2 separate regions of the Homo sapiens genome follow, and region 1 is linked to region 2. The links are chromatin loops, found by intact Hi-C in ENCODE. Cell type or tissue: endothelial cell of umbilical vein. All regions are shown on one strand. Links, peaks and the distances in the headings refer to the core of each region. The heading gives the core; the rest is flanking DNA.

Region 1 (15,610 bases), core at 3,279-11,278, 71 kb before region 2:
ACAAACAAACCACCAATAAAAAAGCACCCTCTGACCTTGAGGAGATCATTGTCCAGAATGATGACAAGCATGTAAACAAAGATTTACAAGGCAGGTCAAAGTCTTCACAAACACACAGAGAAGGAAGAAGCTCAAGCTGCCTGGAGTCAGGAGTTAAAGAAGGCTGCCCAGGGCTGATGAAGCATTTACAATACTGTTTTTTAAAACAGTCACTCTTGGTAATTTTACAAGTTCTGGCTGGAAAATCACACCATAGTAAAAATGGTTTCAAGTCAGACTTTCTGCTATGAAATCCATTTTGGCTAGTTTTGATGATTTATTGACACAACTTTATAAAAGGTAAAAACTGTAAGTAGAAAAGCTTGGATTTCAAGGCCAAAAAGTGGGCTTTTGTTTGTAATAAAGAACAGTTTTCATAAGCAGAGCTTTACTTGAATAAGACACTTTTCAAAAATTCATTTCTATTATTTCAACTATCATTTATTTTTATCTTTATAAAGATGCTATTAAGGCCAAACACTGCAGTATGCTAGTAACCTACTGTTTTCACTTATACATACAATAAATGAGCTTACAGATTATTAATTTTCATAATTAGTTGGCAATTTTTCTAATCATTAAATAGCAGGTATTAATTTGTCCCTTTATCTTCTTAATCTCTGAATATACAATTCACATATTTTTCCTCAGGACTTGACACCACACCAAAAGCTCTTGTACTCACAGGGATACATAATCTAAATCTTTCACCAAATCTATGTCTAATATTTGTACAGTTGACTGAGCATGTCCCCATCTATTTACAAGGCCTAATTGTGTAATAAGGTAATTGGCTATCATAAAATCATGGAGGTGGACATTCATCAGTCCAATCTCACCCACAGTCCTAGCTCTCCTGAAACATGGTCCCTCAGCTACCGAGTAAGCAGTAGAGTAGTTTTAGGAAACTAGTTCTTCACAATCTAGACAGAAATATGCCAGTGGAATTGATCTCGTATCTCTATAGACATACCTTGTGTATTTTATACTATCACAATTTGTGTTCAGGAAGGCTCTGTAGATTGCAAATGACAATAACTATCTCAATCATGTGAAAGAAGAATGGGGTGGTGAGAGTTCTTTGCAGAGTTCTTTGCTGAATAAATTATAGAATCTGGGAAATACCACCACCACCACCACCAAACATGAAACAGTCCTTGGTTTTTTTTGTTGTTGTTGTTGCCCCAAGGGCTTCCACATCAGTAATTCATGGACCTTCCCTTTGCAACACAGCCATCAACACCTGACTACACACTTGTCTCTGTGTTTTAGTTCAAATAAAACAGAGAGATTTAAATAATCCACCAGCCTCTAGGGAGCTCGTGCTTGCGCAGTGAATACCCAGGGTGGAGTGTGAGTTCTGCAGGAGGAGAGTGAGAAGAATACATCAATATATTGTGATGCCATTAATGTTGCTAATTCCATTGATTTCCCTTTTTTCACTGAATTGCATATTGGAATGTTGGCTAGGTACAGCCATTGCTTATGAACTGTAGCACTGGCAATGCCAGCTTTAGTTTCACAGTTCTTCTCAAGTGTCTGCAATAACACATCACACATGTGGGTAGTTAGTGCCATTTTTTATAACAATGAAAATATGGTTTGAACCACTTTCACAAGTTAATAATCCACAAGCAACATATAATTGCAAAATTGTCCACATACTACATAAAAGAGATGTCATTTTTGAAAACCAGATGTGATGACATTTGTAGAGTATTTAACTCAGAATACATGTCACATAGCTGAGTAACGTTTATTAAAACCTCATGTTGTATCTCCTGATTGTATATGTAAATGTATTTTTATGGGTTTTGGAACTTATGTGCTTCTGTTTTTTTATGGTTCTGAAAATGAGTAGAACAGGGTGGGGAAGAAAACCGAGACCTGTCTCACCCCGTAGTGACTGGTTGTAAAAGCCACATTTTTGCACAAATATTATGATAGAAAGTTGCCATGTTTGTTCATTAAGGAATAATATTTGAATTTCATCATGACAAGCAACTACTGTCTCTCAGTAGAAATTCAATAACAACTTGCCATTGAGGGGTGGAGAATTGGAAATTAAGCCAAGATGCTGAGGTTCTCTTCTTAGACAAGAAGTAATTGTGCTGTTCTGTGATGTTGAGGAAATTACTCTGTGTCTCTGAGTTTTACTTTCTTTGTCAGTAGGAAATGAAATCGCATATGAGGGGACTAAGACTCTACTGTATGACAAATGATTCACTTACATTATGTCTAAGCCTCAGAACAAAAACACAGCCATCCCCAGATGTTTCACAACTGGCAGATAGAATTTAAAATCAAATTCTAACAGCCTCTTATCTTGCGTGGGCTCTCAGCGTACACACCCCTACTCAGCCCTGCCTAAGAAATTCACAAAGGATCCAGGCCCAATGCACGCTCAAGAACAAGCCTGTGTCACCTGGATGCCCACATCTCTGTGACCTGGCACCTGTGTTGTTACTTCCGGCTATCCCCTCACTCCTCCATCTCCCTGGGTCTCACAGGCTCTGCGAGTCCTCAGTCCCTACTCTTCTGAGAGAATGTGCCCTACCCAAGGCATTTTTCCCAGGACTTCCAAAGCTGCAAAGCCTTTGCAATAACCCCAGGCATTAAATACTCAAGCATCTCCTTCTGCCTGCTACCGTTTGCATTGCCAGCAAAATATCTTTTAGAGTTACTTTTTGGAGTTAGAGTAAATATTTCTATTTCCTTCTTGCAGTGGCAGTACCCAAAGAACATAGAGAAAGCCCTTAGCCAGGGCTATATAATGCCCAACTCAACATGACCCTTGTCTTCCTCTCCAGCCTTATCCCCAGCAAATTCCTTGTTCTTAGAAACTCACATTCTAACAGTAGTGAGCAGCCCGTAGGCCGCTTCATACCTCTTTGCCTTGTGTGATCTTGCTCTCTCTCCAACTCCATTCTAACATGGTTGAAAATGTGCTTCCTCCATTCTGAGAGGATCTGGGCAGCAGAGTTCATCTTTGTGTCCTCTGTACCCTATGGTTTGTCCAAACACATTCTGCTGTTATCGAATCAGGTTCACAGTTTTGCCTTGTTTTGTTTCAATTTGGATCTTCTATACTAGTCTGCTCCTCAGAGGTCCAGTCAATGTTTACATTCCTTTGGGCATCCTTGCCACTTAGCAGAGTGCCTGGCCCATAACTGATGTTCAACGAACAATTGTTAGTGAATGAGTGAGTGAAAAATGAATAAACAAATTACAGTCTTCAAAGGGACATGGTAGCAAGAGATCACCATAGGGACCTTCATGGATTGAGCTGAAGGTTGCCCTTGAGAATCGCATCGAGCTCTCCAAGCATCATTGTATTGGTGTAAAAAGTAACATAAGAGGTAAGAGTGCGTGAAGAAATGCAGAGAGCACGACCAAGTTCCAAATAATGGCAGCTGCTGGCTTTCTCATGAGAGTCTCGGAAAGCTGAGACACATTAGGCAATGGCCGCTGCTAGGAGCCAAGGGAACCACCAATGGCAGACGCACTAGTGATGCTGGTTCGGGAAGGGCTGCAACTCCAAGGGCCGCTGGGTGGAAGGTGATGGCAGGCTTCCTGCCGCCAGCTCACATCAGGACAGCGTCCACCCATCGGGAGGCATCAAACACAGGCCATCCGGGACTTCCGTCTCTGCCAGAAAACCACGACCCTCTCCCTCCCACACGGCATCCTCTCCGCTATCCCAGTGGGCAGGGCAGAGATTGTTTTCAATACATTCTCCTGAAAAGAGAGAGAAAGCCATTTTCCCAACAGAAAGCCAGGGAGCAAGAAGATCTCAGTGAGCCTTTCAGCCAGCGACTGGAAACTTGAACGGACCCAATCTTCACATTTTGATAAAAGGCAAGGGGCAGGGAAGGGGGTTGGAGCTAGAAACAGGATAACAAGAACGGAGGTCATGTGAAATCTAGTGAGAGAAGTGTTCAGTAAAAACCAATACAAACACAAAAAAAAGAGACGAATTTCAAACCAAAATGAGGGTTTAATAATTCTTTTATTGCTGGAAAGAACTGAGTTCTTCCAATTTCTCATCGTGAGAAAGGAACTAATATGTGCCTGATGCTGAAAGTCCAGCAAACCATTTCAATTGCTGAGTTTTCCAGGTAATGGGGTATTTCTTTTGTAAAAGCTAACATTTCCTAAATTTTCGTGTTTTCTTCCTCTGTTGCACCTGTGGCGTATGAAATTCAAACAAGTCACCTAGATTAAAATATTTCTGCGAAGGCTATTAAACAGTGCTGCTTGTGCCTCCGTTTTTTTTTCTTCCTTTCTTTCTTTCTTTTTTTTTTTTTTTTTTTACTGAAAGCAAGTTTTTGGTGTAGAAATTAAATATCTAATGCAAATTTTTAGAAATAGATGTGAAGCTTTTCTTAAAATTCACTAAAATGTCCAGGGTGCTGTAATAATTTTGCTACTATGACTGTTGGACCTAGGAAGAAATTCACCTTGTGCTTAAATACAAAGTATTTCAAAATAAACTAGTGTTTATTGATCGTAAAGCAGTAAATACTCTTTAAACAAAAACATAAAAATGCAGAGAAGTAGAAAAAAGAAAACAATCACTTCTTAGTGCCATTGTACAAATACAACCATGTTTTTAAGAGTACATTTCTTTTCAGCGTTTTCCCTCTCTGTAAAGGGGTCTTGTTTTCAAAGTTGTCATTAACTCCATGTACAATTTATGTGATGACTTTATACAAAATGTCATCTTAATTATAAATGTCACAATAGCAATAACAAGGTTGGGCGTGGTGGCTCATGCCTGTAATCCCAGCACTTTGGGAGGCCGAGGCAGGCAGATCACCTAAGGTCAGGAGTTCGAGACCAGTCTGGCCAATGCGGTGAAATCCTGTTTCTACTAAAAGTATAAAAATTAGCTGGGCATGATGGTGGGCGCCTGTAATCCCAGCTACTTGGGAGGCTGAGGCAGGAGAATTGCTTGAATCCAGGAGGTGAAGGTTGCAGTGAGCTGAGATTGCGCCATTGCACTACAGCCTGGACGACAAGAGCAAAACTCTATCTAAAAAAAAAAATAAAAAAAAAAATAACAATGACTACCATCTGTGGAATATTTTCATGTCATAGCTGCTTTATATGCACCAACTCTAATCCACCCGATCCAATGCAGGAAGTGAAATTCTTTCTCATTGTAGTGACTACAGTAGTCCTATGTGAAATATGTAAGTGTATTTCCAGGGCCTCCACAGGTTCACTTGTAAATTTAGACTAGCCTTAAAAATGCCTTATTTACCCACAAAGACAGCACTTCCAAGCTGAAAGAGCAACAACAGTTGCTGGTGTGCAATCTCATTTTTAAAAAGAGAGAATTAGGGCCAAAATAGATTACGCAATTTGCTCAAAGCCACACAGTGACCCAAGGTCTTGGGGTCAGCCTGCCCTAAGCCTGTTGATTGCTCTCTAGGGCTTTCTACAACTTCCACCACCTTTCAATCAGTGCCACTACAATTAGCTTTCAGTAGGGGAGGCTGCTTGGAGCTTTCTTGCCCCTCATACCTCTTCCCAGTTCTTGCTAGGGAGCTCTCTGGAAAGCTATAACAGAAATATAGTATACATTATGTAAATATTCCTTTTCTGTCTTGAATTCATACATAGTTCCTGCCAGAGAGATGCAAATTTGTCCTAAAACTCTCTTGGGCCCTCTTTGGGGCTGAAGTCTTTGTTTTCTGAAGAGAAAGACATTTTCTGTAATTTTACCACACAATGAGAAGAGCATTTTAATAACAAGAGCAAAATCATCTCAAGCTCGCATTTCTCCCACATTCTTCTGTCTCTCCAGTAGGCCCTGGAGTGGAGTGATCTGAAGCAGGGTGGCATTCTTGGGGTAGAGGATGTAATCTACAATGATAAAAAAGGACTCCTGTGTTAGAGATACTATAACAAAGAGGCAAGAAACACAATCACTCCTTTTTTTTTTTTTTTTTTTTTTGAGATGGAGTCTCGCTCTGTCGCCCAGGCTGGAGTGCAGTGGCGCTATCTCAGCTCCCTGCAAGCTCTGCCTCCCAGGTTCAAGCCATTCTCCTGCCTCAGCCTCCCAAGTAGCTGGGACTACAGGCACCTGCCACCACGCCCAGCTAATTTTTTGTATTTTTAGTAGAGACGGGGTTTCACCGTGTAAGCCAGGATGGTCTCGACCTCCTGACCTCGGAACCACAATCACTCTTGATTCTCTTTAAAGACAAAATCATTTTAGAATTTGCTTCCCTTTTACCCACCATCAAACTCTCTTGTGGGAGGGGAAAGTTAATTTCAGTTGAAACAGTGACATCCCTGGAAGATAAGTTGCTATAAAAACACTCTTCTTCTGTTCCTTCTCCTGTGTGCCCAGTCAAGCTGAAGGTCAAATACATGGAAAAGATCTCCAAGTTTCTAAATCAGTGCTTACCAAGTAGCCATGCACTTGACAGGAGAGATGAGACACTTGCATATTTTTCCACCCCATTTCCTTTTACATCAAACACAATGCTCCTAAGCTGGGGTGTCTGTCCTGGAGAATGCAAAGATAGAGATCCTCATTTGGGTGACGAGGGAGGAACACCTTATCGCATGGGAGAAGGGGCAGTCATCAGTGGAGGGACAGAAAACCACATCAGATAGAGAGCTCGTCAGTCCATTTGCCCAGGGCTCTCCCAGGCCTACAGTGAATCCCGTACACCCTAGGGCCCTACAGATTTTGGCCACCTAATTTACAAAGGTAACCTGTGTCATAATTGCTTAGGATTGCACAGCAACACCTCACTTGCCCAGAGGCCACTTACCTAGAACCTCACTTGTCCAGAACTTAACCAAGATCTCAGGAACAAAACTGGTCTCTGAGAAGTTTAATGAGTGCACTAGTACACAGCTCAGGCTCTGAAGTTTGGTTTACGACACTCACAGGAGAGACCTCATCCAAAGCCAATGTCATCCTTATGTAATTCTAACCAGCACAATTGTTAGATTTCTCAGCCACAAATAGATTAGAAATCTCAAGTGTTTAAAAGGTGATGATTGACTTGCTCACCTGGCAGATGATGAAAAGGAAAGAAAAACATTATAAGTTAGTGAATGCATAGCCACCCAGATGTAGAATCAATGTAGAGGCGAATACACCTGCACCTCCGTAGCTTCTCGGGGGTCTCCACAGATAGCTCCATCTATCAATGAATGCCAAGAAGGACGACTGCCCTTGGTTCCATCATGCCCTTTAGATAGCAGCTTATACATCAAATTTTCAGAAAAACCTTCCTCCATGGCTTCGCTTGAAGCATCCTGAGGCCCTCATTCTGTTTCTCAGCCCCTGCTGTTTCCTTCCCAGTGCCTATCACAGTTCACAGTCATGTTCTTCATGACTCTCCTGTGTTCCACACTTGCCTACCTCCCGTGCATGTGGCACGTGGCCGTGTCCTTCTTGTTCATGGTTGGCTGCCCATCCGAGCTCTGTGCTTGTCACATGGAAGGTGCTTGATAAATAAATGTTGGATGAATAAAGAAATGTCACTGAGAAGCATTTACATTCCTTGATTACAATACATCACTTTAGAAATACTCATTTCAATCTACAAATGCTCCACAGAAAGATAGATACAAGGACATTCATTTATCAGAGGGACAGGAAAGGTGGAAGGAGGTAACCAACATTGATTGAGCAACCATCATGTACCAAGAGCTTTAATTTTCACAATGATATAGTAAAACAGGAGTGATTAGGTCTCACTTCACTGAGGAAGAAACTGAGGTTGAGTAACTTTCCAGTTTTATGCAATTAGTGGTAAGCTGAGCTGAAGCCTGAGCTTCACATGCCATGACTTGGATGGGTAAGCTTCAATTACTCTCACTTAAAGGCTAGCTCATGTGTTGTCAGGGATGCTCAGTGGGCCAGAACCAATAATTGGGTTCCAAAGGGAATAATTAAGATTGGAGCAAAACCTTGTAGATTGGGGCTGAGTCAAGTCTGAACGTCAAAACAGAGAGACCAGGTTCAAAGAGCAGACGTGGAATCATAAAAACATAGAATCAAAAGACAAGAGTCCCATAAAAACAGGATCTGAGTCAGTCTTCAGCCCACTTAAATCTTTCTTCCACCCCCAAACTTTCCCAAAACAGCACTCACTAAGGTCACTAATGACTTCAACATAATCAAATCCAATGGGTAATACTTTATCTTTCTCTTCCGTGGCTTCTCAGCAGCATTGGCATTCTGAGCACTTCCGCCTTTGTGAATCATTGTTTACCTTGGGCTTCCCCGTCTTCCTTACCTATCTGTCTGCTTCATCTCAATCTTACTTGCCACTTCATCCTCCTCCACCTCAGTCATAAATGTGGTTTCCAAGATCAATGTGAGACTTCCTCTTTCTCTTTCTCTCCATCTCTCTCCTCTCCCCCTGCATCCCCCCTCCCCATAAACTCATTCATTCTCCTGACTTTAAATATTATTGACAGATTGATGACTGTTTAAAATTTTATTTTCCATCCTACACCACACCTCTGAGCTTCAGACTTGATTTTCTTACTGCCTACTTGGCATTGCTTCTTGCATATTTCAAGAGAAGCCCAAATGTAAGGATTTCCAATACAAATTCATCATCTTGATCCTCATTTTCTTCAGTAGTCCCAACTTGAGAATGAGCCCATCTACCCACTTGTGCCAGCCAGAAATGCAGTATGCATTCTCATTATCTCCCTCTCCCTCAATCCTCAGATGTAAACCTATCCATTTAAAACTTCTAAGCTTCTCTAGACTTTGCCCATATCTCTTTCTCTCTAGCCACCATCCTGGTTAAATAAACTATCTGTTTTGTTTTTGTTTTTGTTTTTTTTCCAGCAGAACCACCCCTGATTAGCCTCTCCACCTCCACTCTTGCGCCCCCCCAGTTCATTCTCTATGTTGCCAGGAGAGACATCTTTTTAAAATATAAATCTGATTACATGATCCCACTAAATATAGAATAAAACTTCAAGTTTTAACATGGTCTATGTGTCCCTGCATGATCGACTTCTGCCTTGACCCCTGCTCAATCTATGAGACTGGGGAGTGACAGGTGGGTTCCCAGCTCCAGGAGTGGTGAGTGACCCACTCCTGGACCATCAGAGCACTCTGCCATGGAGACAGACACCACATCCAAGCCAGACCAATGGGACTCAATCTCGGTTCTTTGCGCTGAGTGGGAAAGAGAATTTCTCCTTCCCCTTTCCCCTGCTGAGTGGGCCAGAAGCTCATGTGTGATGCTGCCACCCTCTTGCCCACACAGTATGAAAATGGAGCCGACACACAGGAAGTCAGTGGGGGCAAGTAGAAAGATGCCAGTGGATGTAGCTCAGTGCTGGCACCATTGAGCTTCCAGGGCAGGGCCACAGACTTTCTCTCTAAGGGGCCAACTAGTAAATCTTCTAGACCATGTGGGCCATGCGGTCTCTGTTGCGACTCCTCAGCTCTGTTATCCTAGCATGAAAGCAGCACAATGTGTAAACAAAAGAGCAGAGCTATGTCCAATAAAACTTTGTTTATGGACGGTGACATTTGAATTTTCACATGCTCTGAAAAACTGTTCTTCTGTTGATTTTTTTCCCCCAACCATTGAAGAGGTGTAGGAACCATCCTTAGCTGGCTGGCCCTCCATCAGGCAGAGGCCAGATTTGGCTCACAGGCTGTCACAAGCTGCACCTGCCACTCGCTCTAGGCTTTTAGAAATGGAGCCTGTAAATTCTCTCTCTCTCTCTCTTTTTGGCTTAAGCCAATTCTGGATATTTTGTTTTTCTGTCACTTGTAAGTGAAAGAGTCCTGAACTTCTTATTCTTCATGTTTAGTATCTGGGATTTAGTTTCCCTCTTTTCTTTGCTTAAACAGCTAAGAAATCTAAAACAATCAAACAAACAAAAACTAATAGAAATGAATGCTTAAGCAATCTTTTCACATTTGCTAAGATTAAAAAAAAAGTTTGATAATACCTTAGCTGGTAAACTGTGGTGAAGCTGGGACTGAATGCATGTTTCAACACTAATATGAACAATTCATACATAGAAACACCAAAACAGTTACTTATAAATTTACTAACTTAAAAGCCTGAAATGTGATAAAAAGAATTTATTTTAAAATGCTATATTTGTTTGACACTGTCAGGTTGAACACCCATAACTAGAAAATATATTAGACTTTACTAGTAATATTTTTGTCATTGCCTTAGGTGGAATTTATTACCAATGCAGAATACATAGTTAAAAGTGTTTTCAACAATACTTTCATTCATTTACCCCAAATTCAAGTTGTCTGTATCAACTCTCCATTTATCTTTCTTTCTATCCATTACCTCTTTTTTGGTCATTAAGTTGGTTTGCAGTATTTTAAAAACTGATCTTTTAGTTTAAAGTAAGGAAAATGAACAAATAATTCTGATAAATTTATCTCTATGCCAATAATTAACCTAATACAATCTACAATATTGAAACACATGCTTAAAATTACTTTTGATAAAAAAAATTTATTTTCGTTGCCACAGTGCACATCCTGAAGTGGATTCAGATGTGCAAACTCATGATGAAAGGAGATTTAAGTCATGTACTGAAAAGTTAGCAGAGCATTAGCTTTAGTATTTGGACTATTCCTAAATAATAGCTTTAATAGTATACTCAGTGGGCCCAAGGATACATTTTTGTGGATCCTGAAGTTTTTTCCATATTGGTCTCAAAAATTTAGAAAGTTACCAGCAAGGAATATGTCCAGTTTCATCTTGACCTCACCAGCATTATATAAACATATATTATATATATAACATATTTACATATTTATATATATATTACTAAAAAATAATTTAAGTTTCCTCTTCTCTGTTTCCTAAGAAAGAAAAATATTTTTAATCTCTATTTGTTTTACTCCTATTTGAGTTAAACATTCACACTTTTTGTCCATTTTTTATTACGATCATTATTATTTGAGACAGGATCTCACTCTGTCACCCAAGTTGGAGTGCAGTGGTGCAATCTCAGCTCACTGCAGCCTCCACATCCTGAACTCAAACCATCCATCCTCCATGTCAGCGTCTCAAGTATCTGGGACCACAGGCACCCACCACCACGCCCAGCTAATGTTTTTGCATTTTTTGGTTTCACTATGTTACCCAGGCTGGTCTTGAAGTCCTGAGCTCAGGCAATCCATCTGCCTTGGCCTCCCAAAGTGCTGGCATTACAGATGCGAGCCCCCAGCCTCGTGTCCATTTATTTTGAGGCCGTTTGCTTCACTCTTCACTGTCATTTATAATTTGGTTTAGATTATTCTCTTGTCATTCTCTGCTATCTTTTTCCATCATAGCTTTTTAAAATATATGAATTAGGCTCCATTTACTTTTATATTTTTATATTAGATAGGTGTTAAATATCTTTTAAATACCACATTGACTTTAAGCCCTCTCAAATAGATTACTGTAATTTATATACCTAACAAATCAAAAATATTAAGGCTCCTATTGGATTGGTAATTAACATTGTATTATGTGTGCACTTTTTCTAATCTCTATTAGTTTAATTGTAAATTCTGACATCTCTGTGATTTTTATTTCAACTACAGCTAAACATTTAAAGTAATTTAATTAGCTTTTTTATGAGAAATAGGCAGTGCAATTTCATTAGCATTTAGTCTCCCCATGGTTTTCCAAGAAGTCTGAAAAAGTGCCCCCATCCCCACCCAAGAAGAGAAATCGGTATCCAATTTTAATTTACTAATTAATACCATGGTTTCCATCTTAAATAAGGTGTAGGCAAGAGACGTACACTTCTCATAAATTCTAGGTGACTTGTATTCTTCATCAATCAAATATATTTGACTACAAAGTGATAGCCACTAGGAAATAACTTTCTGTTGTTTCATTTCATGCAGGTTTAGGCACGGCAAAGAGATGGCAGGGCACACACCTTCCTGAGGCACACCACGGTTATCCAACCAAACCTACTTCCAGATCTTACCTAAAGGGAAACTAGTCAAGGCCCGAAACACTGAAGAAAAGCATCACTGTGCCAAAGTTTTAGAGTCTGATGAGATAAAACACTATTTAGAGAAATGTGTCACCACCTTCTTTTTTAACTAGTGGTGAATGGATAAACAAAAGGCAGTATAGCCACACAATGGAGTACTATGCAGCAGTAAAAAGAAACAAACTACCAATAAATGCAGAAACATGGAGGGAAATTATTGAGCTGAGTGACAAAAGCCAAACACAAAATGCTTCATACTGAATGATTCTTTTTGAAATCTAGATTCTTTATGAACTTATACAAAATACAAACTATTCTGTAGTGACCTCAGATAGATCACTAGTTGTGGGAGGCCACCGGCAGAGGCAGAGAGTTTTGCAAAGTAGCATGGAAACCTCTCTGGGTGATGGAAACATCCTGTGCCTTGATTGTAGCAGTGCTCATGGTGTCACAGCACAGTGAATGGACACTCTAAATAATGCAGCCTTTTGCTTGTAAACTATACCTTGATTAAGTTGAAGATAAATGGCTAATTAGTACATGAACAAAGCTTGATGCCATTAGACAATAAAGAAATGCAAAAACAAGATAAAACCATTTCATGCCTGAAGTTTATTGCATAGAAATTTATCTTAATTTTAAAGGTGCAGATCTTTTAAAAAGAATATAAATAAAAAATTTTTAAACTAGAAACAAAGCACTCAAATTCTACTTGCAAATGTGTGAAATTGTATTACAGGTTATTCAGTTAGCATTGTATGGAAATACTTTAAGTGTCCTTCAGTAGGAAGCCAGGTAAATAAATTAGCTTCAACTTAATGGAGGTATAGTTACATACAATAAGCCAGATCTATTTAGAGTGTCCTACATAGACAGATAGATAGATAGATAGATAGATAGATAGATAGATAGATAGATAGATGATGGATAGGTAGAGAGAGAATGTGTGTGTGAGAGAGACAGAGAAAGAGAGAGAAAGAAAAAGAGAAGAAACAAAGAAAGAAAAAGAGAGGAAACAAAGACAGAAAGAAAAATAAAGAAGGAAAGAAAGAAAGAAAGAGAAAAAAAGAAAGAAAGAGAAAGAGAGAGAAAGAAAAAAAATACTGGGCAATAAATAATGAGTAACACTTAAGTATTGATATGGAATGAGCTCCAGGATATACTATTACATATTTTTTTAAGTGCAGAAATAACAGTGTATGTATAGAGACTATCTCTGGAAGGACCCGTCTATGGTTTGAATGTCCTCTCCAAAACTCATGCTGAAACTTAATTTCCAATGTGGCAGTATTAAGAGGTTAATATATTAGATTAATGAATCAATGTGTTATGATGAGAGAGAGGCTTGTGGCTTTATAAGAAGAAGAGGAATCTGAGCTAGCATGTTATGTAGCACGCTCAGCCCCCTTAACATGAGATGCCCTGCACCACCTGGGGACTCTGCAGAGGGCCCCACCAGCAAGAAGGCTCTCAGCAGATGCAGTTCCCCAACCCTGTACCTCCCAGCCTCCATAAATGTAAGAAATAAATTCATTTTCTTTATAAGTTACTCAGTTTCAGGTATGCTGTTATAAGCAACAGAAATCAAACTAAAACCCCCAAGGAGCTGATGAGCGTGATCATCTCTAGTGATGGCTGGAGATGGGATGGGGTTTTTCACTGTACAGTTTTAAAACTAATTTCAAACCAAGTGAATTAAGTATTCAAATTGTAAATGAAATTAAATTAATAAAACATGTGGACATAAACAGAAGCAGGTGACTTTTCTCAAGGGTCCGTCTCATTCACCGTTTCTAAGGCAAGCCTTGGTAGTGATGCCTGCCAACCACCATGTTCCCTTCCTCCTCCTTCCTGGCACTCTCAGACACTCTGCTTTGATGCCCACCCCTTCAGTACCCTCACTCCCCATTGCAGTCGCCTGATCTGCAGAAGCACTATCCTGCCATCCTCCTTCCACAGACACCTTTCAGATCCCTGGCACAGCAAACTTTTCTCTTGATGTCTGCCTAGGAAAGACATGGAAAAAAAAAAGACATCAATGGGAAGGCAATATGAAGATTTAATATTATAAGGAGGTACAGAAAATATATTGTAAAGATATCAACATTCCTAAATATTCCAATAGATTATTAAAATTCCAACTAAAACCCCACTCAAATCAGACTCTTTCCTCATCACTCCCATGAATCTTTTCCTTGATAAGGACACCAAGGATATTCCATTTGCTGGAATCCACTGACTTATCTGCAGCTTTGGATAAGGCTGATTAATGGCGGCTTTTCCCCTTTCTCTAGGACAATCACATCCCTCCCTTTTGGTGCCTCTGCTCCTTCCTCATCTCCTGGGTCTCTTCCCCTCGCAGGGCTCCAGGGCTCAAGACTCGATTCTCTTCTCCATGCCCTTTATATTCTCATCTAATCTCTTTATGATCTGGCTTAATCTCAAGACTTTAAATAGCAACTGTATATTAATGATCCCAATTTTTACCTCTTGCCTGGAGCTCTCTCCTGAAAACCAAGCTCATATATTCAACCACTTGCTCAATACCTCCACTTGAAAGTCTAAAAAGTACCTCAAACACAGGAGACTCTTGGGTTTTCTCCTTCCAAACCTCTCCTCCCTCTCTGTTTTTCATCTCAGTGAAGTCTCATCACCAAGTTGCTGTTCAAAACCTTGGAGTCACCCTTGGCTTGTCTGTCCCTCACGCCCCTGATGTGATCTGTCAAGAATTCATGTCAGCTCTTTCTCCAAAGTACAAGCAGAATCCAATCACACCTCTCTGCCTGCTCCACAGCTGCAAGCCAGTCCTGTGTCTCACCTGAACTATTGCAGCAGCCTCTTACCTGCCTTCCTTTCCTATTGGACACAACTGGAAGAAGGATCCCATTAAGACCAACTTGATGATGCATGACACTTGTCTGTTACAGTCTTCCAATTTTTTCTCATCTATTTTTTATTTGTTTGTTTTTTGAGACAGGGTCTTAGCTCTGTCACCCAGGCTGGAGTGCAGTGGCATGATCATGTCTCACTGCAACCTTGGCCTCTGGGGTTCAAGCAATCCTCCTTCCTCAGCCCCTAGTGTAACTGGGACTTCAGGAATGTGCCATCACACCTGGCTATTTTTTTATTTTTTGTAGAAACAGGGTCTCGCTATGTTACCCAGACAGGTCTCAAATTCCCGGGCTCAAATGATCCTCCAGCCTCAGTTTCCCAAAGTGCTGGGATTACAGGTGTAAACCACCTCCATCTATTTTTTAATAGAAGCTGAAAACATTACAATAGCCTACCAAGGCCCTACAAGACCCCTCCCCTACATCATCCCCTTTCCCCCCCTCCCATTCCCCCCCCCCCCCACTGAGCCACACTGGACTCCCTGCAGTTCTCTAGGTAAACAAGGTAGAGTCCTGCACACCGGGAAGGCAGCTCCTCCCAGACACACGCAGCCTTCTCGTTTAGCCCTTCCCTGAGCATCTTATTTAGGAGGTATCCGTCTCTGTTCCCCTTCCTTCATTTTTCTGCATAGCACCTATCCCATAATATCTATGAATACTGGCTGTTTACTGACAGTTTTTTACCCACTGGAATATGTGCTGGG
Region 2 (15,610 bases), core at 2,958-10,957:
GTGCAACTCAGATTTCCAAGTAAAAACACACCAGGAAGCAGATCTTAGATCTCTGTTATCTCCTTGGCACCAGCTGGTATTCATCCTCAATGCTAGCTAGAGTTGAAATAAAGAGTGAAAGAACTTTCTCTTTTATTACTTAATAAACTTCCTTTTTTGAGCTGTTTTAGGCTTACAGAAAAATTGAGTGGCAGTTTCAGGGAGTTCCAGCACGGCCCCTGTTTCTTTCTCATGGTCCCTGCAGGTTTCCCCTATTATTAACGTCTGTCATTAGCATGGCACATTTGTTACAATTAATGAGCCAATATTGATACATTATTCACTAAAGCCCACAGGTTGCGTTAGGGGTCATTCTTGGTGGTGTACGTTCTTCAGGTCTGGACAAATCTATAATGACATGCATTCACCATTACTATATCACGCAGAGTCGTCTCCTGGCCCTACAAGTCCCCTCCTTCCCCACCTGCTCACTCCTCCTTCCCACCCTCCCCAAACTGTGGCAACCATTTAACTTTTGACTGAATGGATTTATTCTTATTCTGCCTTATTGTATGTACACCATATTTTAATAAGATAAAATAATAGTCTATAGTAGACTTCTGTAAATACTCAATGAATAAATACTTGCATGAATGCAGGAAAAATCAATCAGTCTTGCAGGATTTCTTATGCGTTACATCGTCCTTATAAGAAAGCAGTCATTCTCACCGAGATGTGCTGAGCAGATACTGGACATGTTCTGACCCAGATAAGGGCTGGGTGGAAGTAGGGCTGGAGACACAGAGACCCAGTGCCAACTTCCAGGACCTCGGAAGAACTGAAGGCAGAGAGGTCCTCTCAGTGTGGACTGGGCCTCTGCTGGCAGCCACCAGCGGGCACAGAGCTGATGTGTGTTATGCCACGTGGGGAAAACCTACAGACGATTCTGAGAAAGGCTCACAGGGACACCCTCTGCCCCTAAAAGAACAATTTAACTCTAATTTATTTCTGTCACTCTGCATTTTCTGACCTTTCCCAAGTGTACAGTTTTATATGCATTTAACTGCCAAATTGTCATGTGAGATTATATGGTTATATTTCATTAATATATTCTAGTTTGTTCAGCTGTTCTTACTGGGTGAATTTGTGTGGTTTCCTGACATTTTTGTTTTTAGTAGTGCCTCAGTAGTTTTATACATAATTACGTTTCCCTTCTGGATTATTTCCTTAGTATCTAGTTCAAGAAGTGAAATCGCTGGATTCTTGTGGTAAATTTTTGAATTTCACAGTATAATGCTGATTTTCTCAAAGTCTCACATTCTAAGAAAGTATAATGAGGCAAAACAAACAACAAACATCTTAAGTTGATTTTTTCCTAGCATCTTTTCCTTCCATCTTTGCTTGTAGAATCTAGACTATTTCATGAACCCAAGATATAATCAGTATCCTTCTTCAGTATGGCCAAAGTGAGTTTCTCATTATTTTACCTCCCCTTCAGGAAATGACTTTTCATCTTGTGTTTTGGGAGCCATAGATGGTTCTGGGCAGGAAACTGGCTTTGGATAGACCCAGCATGTAGATGGCTATTTGGCCTTGCTCCCAGTATAACGATGCAGTTCCCTGTGAAAGGGTATGAGTAGGTTTTGGGGCTCTGGATACCGTGTGGCCTGAAGAGACAAGGGCTCAATGCCAACTCTGCCTGTTTCCAACTGTGTAACCATGTGAGCGTCAAAAATCATGGACGTGCTCTGGTTAACACTGAGTGGGAGCTCAACAAATTATTATTTTTAATTGTTACTTGGACATGGCCAAGTTGACTACACTTTATGTTCTGCTACCTGCCAGTCTGAAAGTGACGCCACAGAAGGTGAACCGCATGTTGGGAGATGCTCCTCATCTGCTTAAATGAGGTGCAAACACAGCCCATGCGCCTGCTCTTCATGACTGTATCTGTACCAGCAATATTTGTATTGGCAAATCACATGCCCCAGTGGGAACTACTTAAGGGGAATTCAATGGATTTCATTCCTTTTATGTAATTGGCCACTTAGTAATAGACGTGTAGGTCTCTTGTGTGGATAAGGATTCTGCCTTTTATGTAAGATATGTGTTGCAATTCAGCTTTCAGGTCCCAGCCCCGGGAAGGCTCCAGGCCTTCACAAACTGGCCCACCCACGAGAAGGAAAGCAATTGTCCAAATGTGGGTAGCTTTTCTTCCCACTGTTGTCAGCTGCTTCCAATTAGCCCCCATATACATAATCCCAGTTTGTGTCTGTATCAGTACAATTCTCCCATGTCAATGTGAATTTTAAGCCACAGAGGGAAAGGGGACAGAGAATATGCTTTCATTCAGCTCTCCTCGTCTCACACCTCTTGCCCTGCATGCATTTCTTTGCTCTGATTAAACGAGCATTTTATAAGCCACATTTGCTGTGTGAAAGGCAAAGTCTTCCCTCCCACGGATGACGGTCTCCAGGGATGTGTGTGTGTGTGTGTGTGTGTGTGTGTGTGTGTGTGAGAGAGAGAGAGAGAGAGAGAGACTGTAAACATATATCTCTGTGAAACTTCATTTTCCATATGTGAATTTTTGGAACCGAGACAAATGGAACTTAGCTAAAAGATGGGAAAGGTAGACTGACTCTGACTTAATCTACTTAACCTACCAGGCAATTTATAACTTGATGGCCTAATTTTTGCAGCACCCAGAAGCAAGCCTGTTTCAGCACGGCAAAGGCTCAGCTGCTAAGTGGGCAGCATTGTTGGAGGTGAGCAGCTTAGGCTGACTGTTCATCAAAGGACCAAGCGCTTGAGGTTCGCTCATCGCTGGAGGCCAGAGTGGGGAGGGCCATTTAACTGCTCAAGGCCATGGAACTCTACTGTCAGTTTCAGGGAAATTTGGGACCCTGGAGCACAAACCAAAACTCCAATTAACCAGGAGAGGAACTCGATCCCCAGGAGATAAGTGAAGAGTAAGAAGTCTATCTTTAGAAACAAGAGATGTCCAAGGCTAGAAAGATGGGGAAGGAGGGTGGAACTGTTCTGGAAGTGGGTCTCAATCTCAGCACCAGCAGCTCTCAAGACTTTCTAGAGAAGGAAACTTCATTTCTGAATTAAAATTAGTCTTCAATGACATGGCAGGGATTTCGGCACACTCTCTTGCGTCATAGGCCACTGTGTTGGAGGCAGGAGTGTTGGCTTTGGAGGCATAGAGATTAAAATTAGAGTAACACGTGAGCACTGAAAAGGTTAAACAGTAGAGACATGGAGGACTCCCGACCCCCATGTACCCCTTTCTTAACCCTTTAATTAAGATCACAGCCCTAGAAATAGCTTGCAAAATAATTAACTACTGATCATTTATACCTTAGTGCTTCTGTGAGCATGTTTTCTCTTTCATTGCTGCTCATCTGCATGGAAAAATGTGCATGGGTTTCTGAATATAACTCCATGGTGCTTGCTTCCATTATATTTGTGCCATTTGGATCATAACTGATAAGCAACCAAAGAGTCCCATATTACTGCACGTTCCCATCGCTATTTTATGTGAAGGTGGTCCTGGGGGCTGTTCTGAATTCTCAGTTTCCTTTTTTCCCCTCCCCAGTTCTTTGAAAATATCAGAAACGGACTTGTGGCATCTTTGAAAAGCTACTTAAAATGTGCTGCTGTGCTCTGAACTTGAAAATGTGCTTTTAATACAAAGTTTGTGCAGCCCTTGCTGCTCATACGAGATGAATCTTACCATGTGGTGGATGCCCGTCTCATGCCAGGCACTGTGCTCTAAGCCCATTGGTTTATTTCAGTGCTTGAAATTGGCTTTCGAGAGAGGCACCACGGTTCCCTTTTTACAGGAGAGGAAACACCAGAGGATCAGAGATGGAGAGTCTTTCTCCACAAACTCACAGACCCCAAAGGCAAGCTCAGGGTTGTCAGCTTCCAAAGTCTGCCTGCTCCAGGACCTCATGTTGCATCTCCATTCTCTTCACTGAGGGTCAAATGGAAAGAACACATGGGGGTCAAGTTTCAGAAAATAAGAGAAATGAAGAAATATGTGCCCGGAAGCAAGAACGACCGACCTCATTAAACTGGCTCCCTTCACCTCCTCTCACATCTTTTTCTGCCTTTTGGCCAAGTTTTCTCTCCCCCGCATTTCCTCCTTGATCTCGTTTGAATCCTCTTCCCTGGTGAAGTCATTTAGGTTCAGGCTCTTATTTTACTTTGGTCCATAATTTAGATCGAACCACATGTGCTGATGTGATTGAAACGATGTGGAATTCTCTGGACAGAGATAGAATTATGGAGGGGTTAGTGTGTGTGTTTAAGATTAAAAGACCAGGTGTATGGGAGGAAATATAATGAACAAAAAATAGTATTTTAAATGAATACTAAACTTGCACTCATGGAAAAAGTTCTCTTCCCATGAGGTTCTCGCAAAGCATTTTACCATCAGCACACGCAGTTTTTCTCAGTTTTCTGAGATGGGGCCATCTTGAATCCAACAGACAACACACAGCATCAGCCAGACTAACACAAAGGACGTCATGGGCATGGACGTAAATACTGGTGTCAACACTAGGTCTGCACCTCGAGAGGAGTGGAGCAAAAGGATGGAGTGGCAGATGAAGGTATGCTGTTCAGAAAGGAGGCAGAAATGAAAGGAAGACCATCAGTGCGCTCCACAGCTTGAGGACCGTCCTGGAGGGCAAATGCCAGCTGCTCACTTCTGAAAAGAAAAATTCCAGTGAAATGAGTACAGTCATTCTTAGGATTACTCACTTGATACTGTGTATGTCTCTTCTTGGCTTCTCATCTCCACACAAAACCCTCAGGTGGTAAAAATCTAATTAAAAAAATTATATAAAGTCTTGTAGATTTATTAGCCTGAACATAATAGATTTTTTTTAAGCACGTTAAGTCTTCCATGGACTAAAAGAAAACTTGTAAACCTAAGAGAACCTCTATTTTTGATATACAAAATAATACATTTCCTTAAACTATGATCTTGATACTAGAATTTTAATTAAAAAATACCTGCAGTTTATATGCAAAGTTATAGATTAATGCTTAAAAATAGGTTGTATGTAGTATCCACAGGTCATGTTTGACTGTCAAATAGATGTAATTTTAATTCATAATAATTGTGTCGTGTTCTTCCCCACTAGAAGCCAATTATGCAAGCTTCACCATTCACACATGGAAAATAATTTAATGGAGTACTCATTGCAATTTCACTTATCCAGAATTGGCTGTTGTTCTCAGAGCAGCTTGTGTTGCCTTGTTAAGGAGAATATGTTAGTATCCAGACATCCAGAAAGGATCCTTTACTGTTTCAGAGTCCATTTTCCCCACTTTTGAAATACACACACAAACACCCATTCATGCAAACCAAACAGAGATTGTAAAGTGATTCCACTGACATTTATGCACTTCTTTTTTCTCTTTGGTTCTTCAAACTCTCAGTCAGTGCGCATTTACTCTTAATTTAGATACGGTTTAAACCTAATTAGAAACCAGAAGCTCTTGTATTTCCACAAAGGATTATGACAGCCCCAAGAAAAGATAGTGAAACCATTATATAACAAGATAAAGGCTTCTTAACAATACAAGGATGGATTTTCTCATTGATCTTAGCCTTCTGAATTTTAGAAATTGCCATTTCAAAGTCTAAAACAAAGGAAAATCAGGGAATAAAAGAATGGTAAGTAGACACAAACCTACTGGCTCCATCATTTCTGTTTTAGCAAATAACCTGCCACATATACCAATAGCCCAAGAGATGGGCATGTCCCTGCATTTCCTGGTCAAGGTGACAACACTGCGTCCTCCTGGAAGAGGTCTGCCACTCACCATACCACAAACCAAATATAATAAAATCAGAAGGCACACTATAGTGAATTTTTTAGAGGCATGTATTGAAAAGCATCTCAAAAAGCATTCTCGAAGCTTCCAGAAGTCAACTCAAGTTATCTGAAAAGTGACACTTTTGATGATTGCTCGCTTAATACTGGGAGAGCCAGATGAAGATTCCTCCCCACTTCCTCAGATGTGCAACTCTGGAATTTCTTAGTGTTACTGGAGATTCCTGCTGCATTCTGGGCCTTTAATGCATAAACACTGAGATGTTCTAAGGAAATTACTCCCTAGGGAGGAGAGGGGTGGACGAGGAGTAAGCTTTGCTGGTGACTCATGCGCTGTGTGGAAACTCCCTGCACAAGTGAGCTGCGCAGGGTGAGTCTAAAGGGTTAATGCACTTTCAAAAGCCTCTAATTTGTTATTCCAGAAGAGTAATTTACTCACTAGAAGTATCTGGGTGGCTACTAACACATTTGTGTCTTTAAAAAGATCAGTTTTATTTTAAGATTAAAAATATAAAGCAAGAGCTGGAAAGTCACTAAAAACTGACAGCCAGTTTCCCATTTTCAAGAGTATTTATTAAAAGGTTCTGGTTGCAGAAGGAATAAGAAATGGCTTGAGATCATGACACAGTGAATCATGTTGTAAACATGTTAGCTATGGCTGTGAATTCAACCAGCGATGAGTTCAAGCGTCCCCAGAAGGTGTTGGGGGAATTAGGGACATGGCTGTGTTTCCCCAGAGAAAAGTGGCCATTTTACTTTCCCTCTTCACTAACATGCTTTTGACATGCATGGCAGAGCTGAAGGCAAGGGGAAGGGGACAACATAGTAAGTGACTAAGTGGCTTTTTTTTTTTTTTTTTTGCCAAGTGAAGCTGAGTCATATGGCCTCTGTCATTCCAAAACTATTCTCTACGGCTGCATTCCTTTCGCTCTTGCCTTCCTTTAGAACCCTGGAGAAGGCCTCCTGAAGCCTGGCCCTATTATGTATCCTGACAAAGATAAACTTTTCCAAAAAGCTGCATGTTGTTTCTAGCACAGTTTTTCCTCGCAGTGACTACGTGATGAAAGTACCATGCAGAGGAGGTGTCTGACTGAGGCGTTCGTGGTGTGTGACAGAGTCCCCTGCACAGGACAGCCGCACTCCCCTCTTGCGTCCTTTCCTCCCATGTTTGCAAAGCCTCTTTCCCTGTCAGCAGGGGGTGTTCTGGCAGTTGACATTTCTGAAAACTACAGCCTACATTTTTAAAAAATCCAGTAAGTGAAAACTAAAAAATTAATACCGTGGTCATAATAGTGTGGCATTTGATAACTAATGAGGCACTGTCGTGCCAGCTATTATTTTCAGACATTTACAGTCCTTTTTTAAATACAAAGAAATATTTGGTGTGAAATGTTCCCCGGGAGCTGGTGCAAGCAGAGGCGACAGGGCAAGGGAGCTTGGGTTGTAGCCTCGAATTCCTCCGGCCAGGGCTACCGTCAGCCTGCGGCACACAAGTAAATCAAATATAAAACCAAAATTTCTGTAAGCAAATCAGTTTCTAACTCACTGTAACGAATTATCTTTCGCACATCACAGAGGCATCTCTTTTCACTGTCGAGTTTGGTTTGCTTGGTTACAAAAAGGGCAGTTCAAAAGCTTTGGTTGCTATTGTGAAAGTCAGCTGAATTCCTTCCACCGTGCTGGGGTGGGGTGGGGTTCACGCAGGTTCTCTTTTGTCACCAGGGGTGCTGTGGATTCACAAGTAAGCAAGAGGCTCCTCAGGTCAAGCCTCTGGCTGCTCCCTGAGGTCAGCTGCCTAGCTTCTCCTCCTCTGAGATAGACGGGAACAAAGTCTTTGATGTGTGCATTTCTCAAGCTTGACAATGATACAGCTACATAAAAACCCATGATTTCATATAGATATTCCAAAACGTAAAAGTAAACCATGCATCCACAGAGACATGGAATTACAGAACTGGATGCTGAGCTGGTCACTTGGGAGGCAGGCGTCCTTGCCATTGGTTTATGCCTCAGCCCCACCATGCAGTGGCTGGCCAGGTGACCTAGGCCAGTCCTGCATCCTCGGCTCCTCACCTGCCTGGTGGGACAGTGACATCTCTCCTGCAGCACTGCTGTCAGGGTGAGGGAGGTAGGGCGCAGTTTCAGAAAACCATTGGGCTGCACCTGCGTGAGCACAGCTGCAGGAGCAAAAGTCAGAAAGGTCAGCAAAGGATTTCAGGAGCAAAGGTCAGAAGAAACCCTCAAGGTGGTTGTGTCTGCAGGAAAGTGCTGTCGTCTCCTGCAATGCTTTCAAGACTATTCAGAAGCACAGTGTGAAGGGAGAGCCGGAGCCCATGGGGAAATGACTCCAGAGTGTTCCACGTGTTGGAAGGCATCTGTTGGAAAACGGACATTCAAGCAAATAGTTGCCTGCATAGACAACGCAGAATGACTGGGAAAGCCCCAACAAGTTACCTACTGGTAAATGAGGTGAGAAGCTTAAAGTGAGAACCCCATTGCTGCCTCTTTTTCACTTTAAAAACATTTAAGTTTTGAATTATGGTAAAATACACGTAAGATTTACTACTGTAACCATTTTTAAGTGTACGGTTCAGTAGTGTTAAGTATATTCACATTGCTAAGGAACCAATCTGCTACTTTTGTTTATTAATTTTTTCCTGAGGGGAAATATTTTTAAATTTTAAAATATTTAATTGACAAATAAAAATTGTGTATATTCAAGGTGTAGAACATGATTTCATATGCACGTACATTGTATACTCATTACCACAATCAAAGAAATTAACACATCCAACCCACCCATAGTTGCCATTGTGTGTGCGCGGATGTGCGTGTATGTGTGTGTATGTGTGCACGTGTGCGCCTGTGTGTGTCTGTGTGTCTCTGTGTATACGTGTGTGTACATGTGTGTACGTGTGTGTTCCTGTGTATGTGTGTCTGCGCACGTGTGTATGCATGTATATGGGTATGTGTGTACGTGTGTACGTGTGTGTGCATGTGTGTATATGTGTGTCTGTGGGCACAGGTGTGCCTGTGTGTATGTGTATATGTGTATGTGTGTACATGTATGTACGCGTGTGCATACGTGTGTGTGTGTGCACAGGTGTGTATGTGTGTGCCTGTGTGTGTGTGTGCATGTGTGGTGGGGACACTAAAAATCTCTCATCACCTTTTTAGTCAAAAGAACAGTTGTTTTGGTTTGGCTCTTCTGTTTTAAAATATCAGAACAATAATAATTTCCCACAGACAAAATCCTCAATCCTCACCATCCTTCTATTTCCTATATTCATCATAAACTTCATGCTTGATGTTGAAATTGTTTTCTGAAAATAGAGAATACAAAGAGGAGATTTTAAAATGTCAGTGGCAGCCCCACACTCCTTTTTAATCTTATTTCCTGATATCTTGAGTTTACTTGGACGTAGAGTTTTCCTTGACTATGGTTATTTCTGGTAGTAGCAGCTCCAGATTAGGCAATGGTTTTCTTCAGAGATAGCTTAGAGTGAGCCCCAGAACAAGGTCAATGCGAAGATTGCTTGTGTCTGCGTGTCCAGGGCACAGTGATCCTCATCACTAGCCGGGGGGCTCCGTGAGGATCTGCTCCTGGTCGTTTCTGTTCTGTATCTTCTCTGCAGCCCTTACTGAAGCCGTTACCAACTGGCACAATTCAATTCCTACTGTACCCATCATGCACAGATGGCTGAAGTATTGAGAACGCTCCAGTGACCGGGAGGCAATAGTCTGTCCACATCTAAGAACACACTTGGAATAACCTTAGAGAAGAGAGAGAGAGAGAGAATGCATGGTTAGTAGGTTATCAAACTCCTATGACTTTTCACAGGAAAAGCCCTCATCCACACCAACTTTAGGAATGTGTAGAAAGAAGGGTCAGGGACAGGGGTGAGTGGTGGGCAGAGCAGTTGGAGGGCACAGGGAAAAGGCATCTGGTCATGTATTTGGAGTAGGAGGTCTTGCTTTACTATTGAATTGCAGGGACACTTTGGGAACAGTGTTCACTTCTTTTTGCAACCATTTCTTCAGAGAAAAGTCATGATACTCAAGTCTTCTTACAAAGCAGTTTGAGGCTTTGAGTACCAGACTGATTACAGAGATGAGTATGAAGCATTATTGTAGTATTTTTAAGTGAAATTCACTAAATGCAAATAAACCTAGCAAATGCTCTATGGTTAATTTTTTTCTAAAATTCAGATAATTAAGACAATTCATTCTCCTGAAACTGCTGTTCATGTAAAAAGGAATTTTATCGAGGTGGCCCTTGAGTGCCAAACAGCCTGTCCTCAGCTGCAAAATGAGTCGTTGATGATCCTCCAGCAAGGGATACTTTTTAGCTCGTGTGGTGATTGCTGCACACGGGATATGTGCAGCAAGTATCTGCTGAGCTAATAATAAACAGCCTCAGACAGAAAGACAGTGGGCACAAGGTCATGCTTAAAAAGACCCCTTGTTCTACTGCATCCCAGCTCCCCACCATGGGGCCTCACAGGCCCTGGTGACCAAGCACATCAGACCTGGTTCTTGCTCAGTCCTGGGAGCCACAGAACCCAGCACGTACTTTACCCCCAAGACCAGACTCCAGCTTGGCTTTTGTCCTCCTCTCCAGGATTGGTGACCTCCTAGGTCGTGAAGCTGTGATGAGCAAAGACACACTCCTCTCCATTCTCCCAACTTCAGGTCCCTTTGACAGTGTCAGCAGGCATTTAAATAGCAGACCACCCACAGCAGGGCTGGTAGATGCAGTGAACTCAGGAAGATGCCTGCATAGACTCTAGTGTTAAAGACAGAATCCTTACAAGGAACCCCCATAGTTACCTAACTGCTGTCTCCAGTGGTCATAGAAGTGTGATAACCCACTAATCATCATTCTCTGTCTCTCTGTCTTTCTCATACACACTTACACACACATACACACAACCTTGTTGCTTAATTTTCAGAGAGTCTACTTTCAGAAAAGCCTTCAGGAATACATCATGTACAAAACTGAGAAATTACCTGAAGTATCTTTAAATTTAGTAAAAAGTTGCATTGTTTTTTGAACATCACACTTGAAAAGTACATGAATACAAACATACTTAGGAAAAAAAGCTTTAATTAATTTAAAAAGGAGAACAATGCTATATGCTGTATCCCACCTTTCTCTGAATGTTACATTTTCTCCCCTATCCCAGGCTGCATCTAAGAAAACTCAGAGGGAATATGCTATCTATCTTTTCCGAGCAATGAAAGCTCTGGGTTTTTTCCTTGCTTTTCAGGGCACAATACTTCTCTTTCTTCCTGGTTAGACAGGATAAGTTCTGAGTCCCCTGGTATCATCAGCTTACTTCTTCTCTGTTAAATATTCACAAAAAATCACTAACTTTCATGCCTCAGCAAACCTCCACTGCCTAAAATATAGTGAGGTCATTCATCTTCGGACAAATTGCCCCAACTACGGTGGGAAAAGAACCAATGTGTTGGACTATTTATCTAATTTTTGTTTAGTTCGGGGATACAAATAAATGCATAGATACATACAAACATGCGTACATAATAGCAGCAGCAGCCTGTGAAACATTGACAAGACCTGGAGTTGGAAGAGGACTTTGCCATCCTCCAGTCCAACAGTTGCCTGTCACAGATTAGACGACTGGGATGTGCGCAGGCGATTATTTGCAAACGGCCCTGAGTCCCCCAGTTTATGTCTTAATTCGCAGCCAGGGCTGATTGTAGAAGCAAATTTGCAAACATGTGCAAGAAGAAATCACACATCCTAGAGCTTGGATTTCCTCGTTTCTTGCTATTTCTATCCGTAGACAGAACCATTGCTGAGCTGTTAAATTTGTCTCCTTCCCCTATACCAGTCTTGAAAAAGGAAAGGAAGTGGAGCAAAGAAAAAGAAATTAATAAAGCCGGCAGATCCTAGGAGAATCTTATTTAATCCAAGCTTTGTAAAGTTTTGCTTTATTCCATGGCAACATGGGTATACACATCCCACCGGCTGTTTCAGTGGCTCAGAGCAGGTAAGGCCTGTGCCAAACGCCGCTAGCAGGAGGAACAACGTGGAGACAGCCCCAGAGGTGGAACGTTGGCCCTTCTGTGGCTCCGGTGTCTCAGGACCTCCCTAAAGCCCAGCCCTGACACTGAGCAAGTTTCCACCACTGTTAGGAAGAAGTAGAAAGGAATTTGGAGGGTTGGTGTTACTGTTCAAGAGCTGGAAGGCTTCTGCCCCCATTCCCATTCCATTAATTGCGTGAGGTAGAGAACTCATAGAAGATAGGAACACATATGCTGATTTCCAAAATTGCCTTTGTATATTTTCACGTGAAGACTTTAGGGGCAAAAGAAAAGAAGCAAGCATTTTGAATATGTGTTTCAATTTGCCTTCTGTTATATAAAATTGTATTTTGCCTATTCTTTTTTCATTATTCGGAACCTTCAAGAAATAAATTAAGTTCTCTCAAAAATGTGTTTTTTGAAAAGAGGACTAAAACAGATGGCCTGGCTGTGTTAAACACAGGGACCAGACCAGCACCCACCTCTCCACCTGCCCTGCCTTCACTGGCAGAATTGTGATCCATCATGTTCTCTGTTCAATGTCATCATCCCTTTCAGAGCATGGGTCTCTTCCTTTCTAGGCAGTCTTACCAGGATGCATGGGTGTGCCTGCGTAGGCACACGCACAGCTCCCAAGGACTCTAAAAAAAGATATTTTTCTGCTTATATACTAATAATATGTTAGAGATTTATGTTTCAAATTAGTACAGAATCACATGGTTCTCTCCAAATTATATTTGAGAGAGAAAGAATAGAACAAAATTTATTTTACAAAAATACTCAGTACATTTAGGGCATATACAAAGATGTTCCAGAATGTAGCTTATCTCTTTAAAGACAATTAACACAGTTTCTGGGCAAGGCAAGGCAAAATATTCAGTAACTTAGCAACACCAACAGAAGACAGCCAATATTGCAGCACATTTTTCTCTTGGATTGGGTCAGAGAGTACTGCAGAGAAAATGGAGTAGAGAGACCTGAAATACTTTCGCACACACTGTGGTCAGTGCAGCGTCCACTGTGTGCCACAGTAATACTAGAAACTCCCTGGTTAGGCCTTGGAATCCAGCTCTCATTTCGTATGTGACCTGCAGGGAAGTAAGTTAAATGCACACGTTTTATCAAGTTCAAATGCAAACTTAATTTTAAATGTATGCAACATCAGTTTAAGCGTTGTAGCTATTACTAGCAATTGTACCTATTACTAGTCTGTACTCTGCACAACTTTGGAGTATACTGCCTACTCAAGGTGGATTTTAGAGCTCTATTTGTGGCATTATATCACGGACAAAAGCACGTTCATCAGAGTCAGAGGAATGTGGTGCAAATCCCAGCTGTCCCACTTACCAGCTGTGGGACTTGAGTAAGCTCCTGAAGCAGCTGCACCTGCATTTTCTGGTGGGCACCATGGAGCTGTCAGCAGTGCTTTCCTCAGAGGGCTGCGGGCTGGATGAGGTTTGCTGGTGCATGTGAAGTGTCAATCATTGCTCTCATGAGTGGTGATGCTGATGCCGTTCCCTTTTTTAGGGAAGTGATTTTCCCTTACAAAGTTACCAACAGTTTCATGTTGGCCCATTTTTCTATTAATTGTTTCCACTAATAGGACCAACAGTGGTAGTCCCATCATTTTATTACTGCTTGTCGTAGCACAAGCAGTTGCTTCATTGTGTTTAGATAAATATTGACGGCTGCTTTTAACAGTCTGCTGTTTTGTCTCCTTTTGAGGTCCTTAAAGTAATCCTTAAAAAGATAGTGCAGATGGAAAGATGTCTGGAGTCAGTGAACCTGCCTTCTTTCCTGTGTGCTTGTCAGTTTCTAAAATGCCATACACAAAGGACTTTCATGATTTCTTTTTAGGTACATGATTACAGTTCAATTCACTTCACTGTCTGGAAAATTTCCTTATAATCAGGATGAAATTTCTCATGTTAGCCTTTCACATTTCACTACTTTTAGATAAGGAATTCTCAGGCTTTGCTATATCTGACTGCTCTTGGAGGCTGAGCTTTTGGCTAACTACCTGACTACTTTGTCGTTTCTCTTCCCTTGGAATGAAGCAAATATCTAACTTCTCACTCATTGTTTCTGCTATTTTACCATTTAGTCATCTGTGATTTTTCTAAATACTGAAAGACTTCCCTCAATTCAAACTATGTGCCGGATCAAGGAAAGGGCAGTTGGATATTGCAGACAGCATAGTGCAATTGTGAAGAGTGTCTGCTTACCAGCCACGCTGCCTTGCACAAGTTATCAAGCCTCTCAACCCACTTCCTCAATCTGTAAAATAGGTATGAGTGTAGGACCTTCCCAGGGGATTTTTTTGTGACTATAGAATGATTCTCAGAAGACTTTCAGGCAGTATGTGGGTGAGGCACATGCTGGAAAGGCTTCTGCAGGTGCAGTGATCAATGCTTTTCTCAGTGTGTACATCCCATAATACAGACACGTTACCAGAAACTCCCTAGCCAGGACTTTGATTGCAGCTCACATTTTGTATATGGCCCATAGGGAAATGAAGTGTGTATTTTTTATAAAGTTCAAGTGTTAACTTAATTTGGAATTTACTATCAAATCTCAGTTGTTATGGGCATTTATAGCTATTAATACTTCGTCCCATGTGTCCCATGAGGAAACCAAGGAACAGAAATTAAAGTTCTTTCTGGAGTCCCCTGAATCTCGTTCCTGTTCTTTTGCACCCTGTTAATTACATAGAGACATTCACAGCTCTTCTGACCTTATCAGCGTTAAGGAAAACAGAAAACCAGCGTGCTATTTGTTCTGTCCCTTAGTCAAGCCTTCTCAACATATATTTTTCTTCCAAGATTTTGCATGTGCACAGGGATGCCTATCCTCTACAAGAAACACATTTTAGGCAAATTATAATTAAAATGCTGTTTACATCTCTTCACCTTTAGAATTTAAAGAATGATCATTTCTTAGATTGCATCTCAGACACACCCTTCCCCTAGTCTGGAGAGGGCGAGGCCCATGGGTACTGCAAACAGCCTGACGTTGTCAGGGGCGGTCTCAACGGCTCATTCACCACATCTGCCTCGCGAAGGCTAAGCCATGTGCTGTTACCCCTGCTGCGCTCTGGCTCATTCTAAGGTACACGCTATTAACCTTGTGAGAAAACAAAGAGGCCAGCCCCACCCTTCCTGCTCACTCTGAGTCACGGTGAAAATGTTTCAGGATCTCGGGTTCGACCATGAGTCCTGTCCAGGTCCAGGAGGAAATTCGGAAGGACCACATGTTCACTCTGAGATCCCACTTTCATTTCCCTCCTGGTTGAGCAGCATTAATACTCTGGCTAGATTTAAATTCTGGCTTTCTCCAGTTAGAACTGAAAGTTATGACAATGTAATCAAAATAGAATGTGGGTTTACAGCTGGCCCCCTGGCCTGGTTTGTGAACATAAAACAGAAACAGAAAGTGTAAGTGGTGACATCATATTCTCTCATTCAATGTGAAAGGCCACCGAAGTCTTTCCAGAATTATTTTTGAGAATAATATGAATTTTTAAAAAATACCTAATTATTTTAAATATCGTCTTGCTTGCTCCCCAAATACCTACTGTTTTCAACTTGGATATACGACATGATTAAAGAATATCTAATATTTGGGAATGCATACTTTAACCTTATAAACTACCACTGTAAATAGACAGACTCATTAAAGTGAAAGGACATTTTAAATCAATTAGTAAGCAAATCAATTAGGTGGCA

Evidence for each region. Peaks named below come from ENCODE experiments on the same cell type or tissue, not always from the same donor. Only the 100,000 strongest peaks of a DNase experiment are listed, where the experiment ranks them.
Region 1: a loop joins it to region 2, with 4 times the contacts of the local background. A loop is called at or near these places in 2 of 110 quality-filtered maps.

Annotation. Positions count from the first base shown.
Region 1 is chr7:54,987,899-55,003,508 of GRCh38, forward strand. It overlaps LOC105375284 (a long non-coding RNA gene), which reads right to left. Exons shown (of 4, transcript XR_007060329.1): 2 at 6,831-7,514; 3 at 6,458-6,559; 4 at 5,761-5,910. Among named protein-coding and RNA genes, the nearest start is that of EGFR, 23 kb to the right of the region's middle. In endothelial cell of umbilical vein, for the core only: no CTCF peak of the experiment used is centred there; a DNase peak (open chromatin) is centred at 8,193; H3K27ac peaks cover 345 bases; H3K27me3 peaks cover 198 bases.
Region 2 is chr7:55,059,155-55,074,764 of GRCh38, forward strand. All of the region lies in intron 1 of EGFR (epidermal growth factor receptor), which reads left to right. Among named protein-coding and RNA genes, the nearest start is that of EGFR, 48 kb to the left of the region's middle. RefSeq lists enhancers at 7,758-8,334, 14,523-15,610, 15,235-15,404. In endothelial cell of umbilical vein, for the core only: no CTCF peak of the experiment used is centred there; DNase peaks (open chromatin) are centred at 6,147, 6,417 and 6,587; H3K27ac peaks cover 1,835 bases.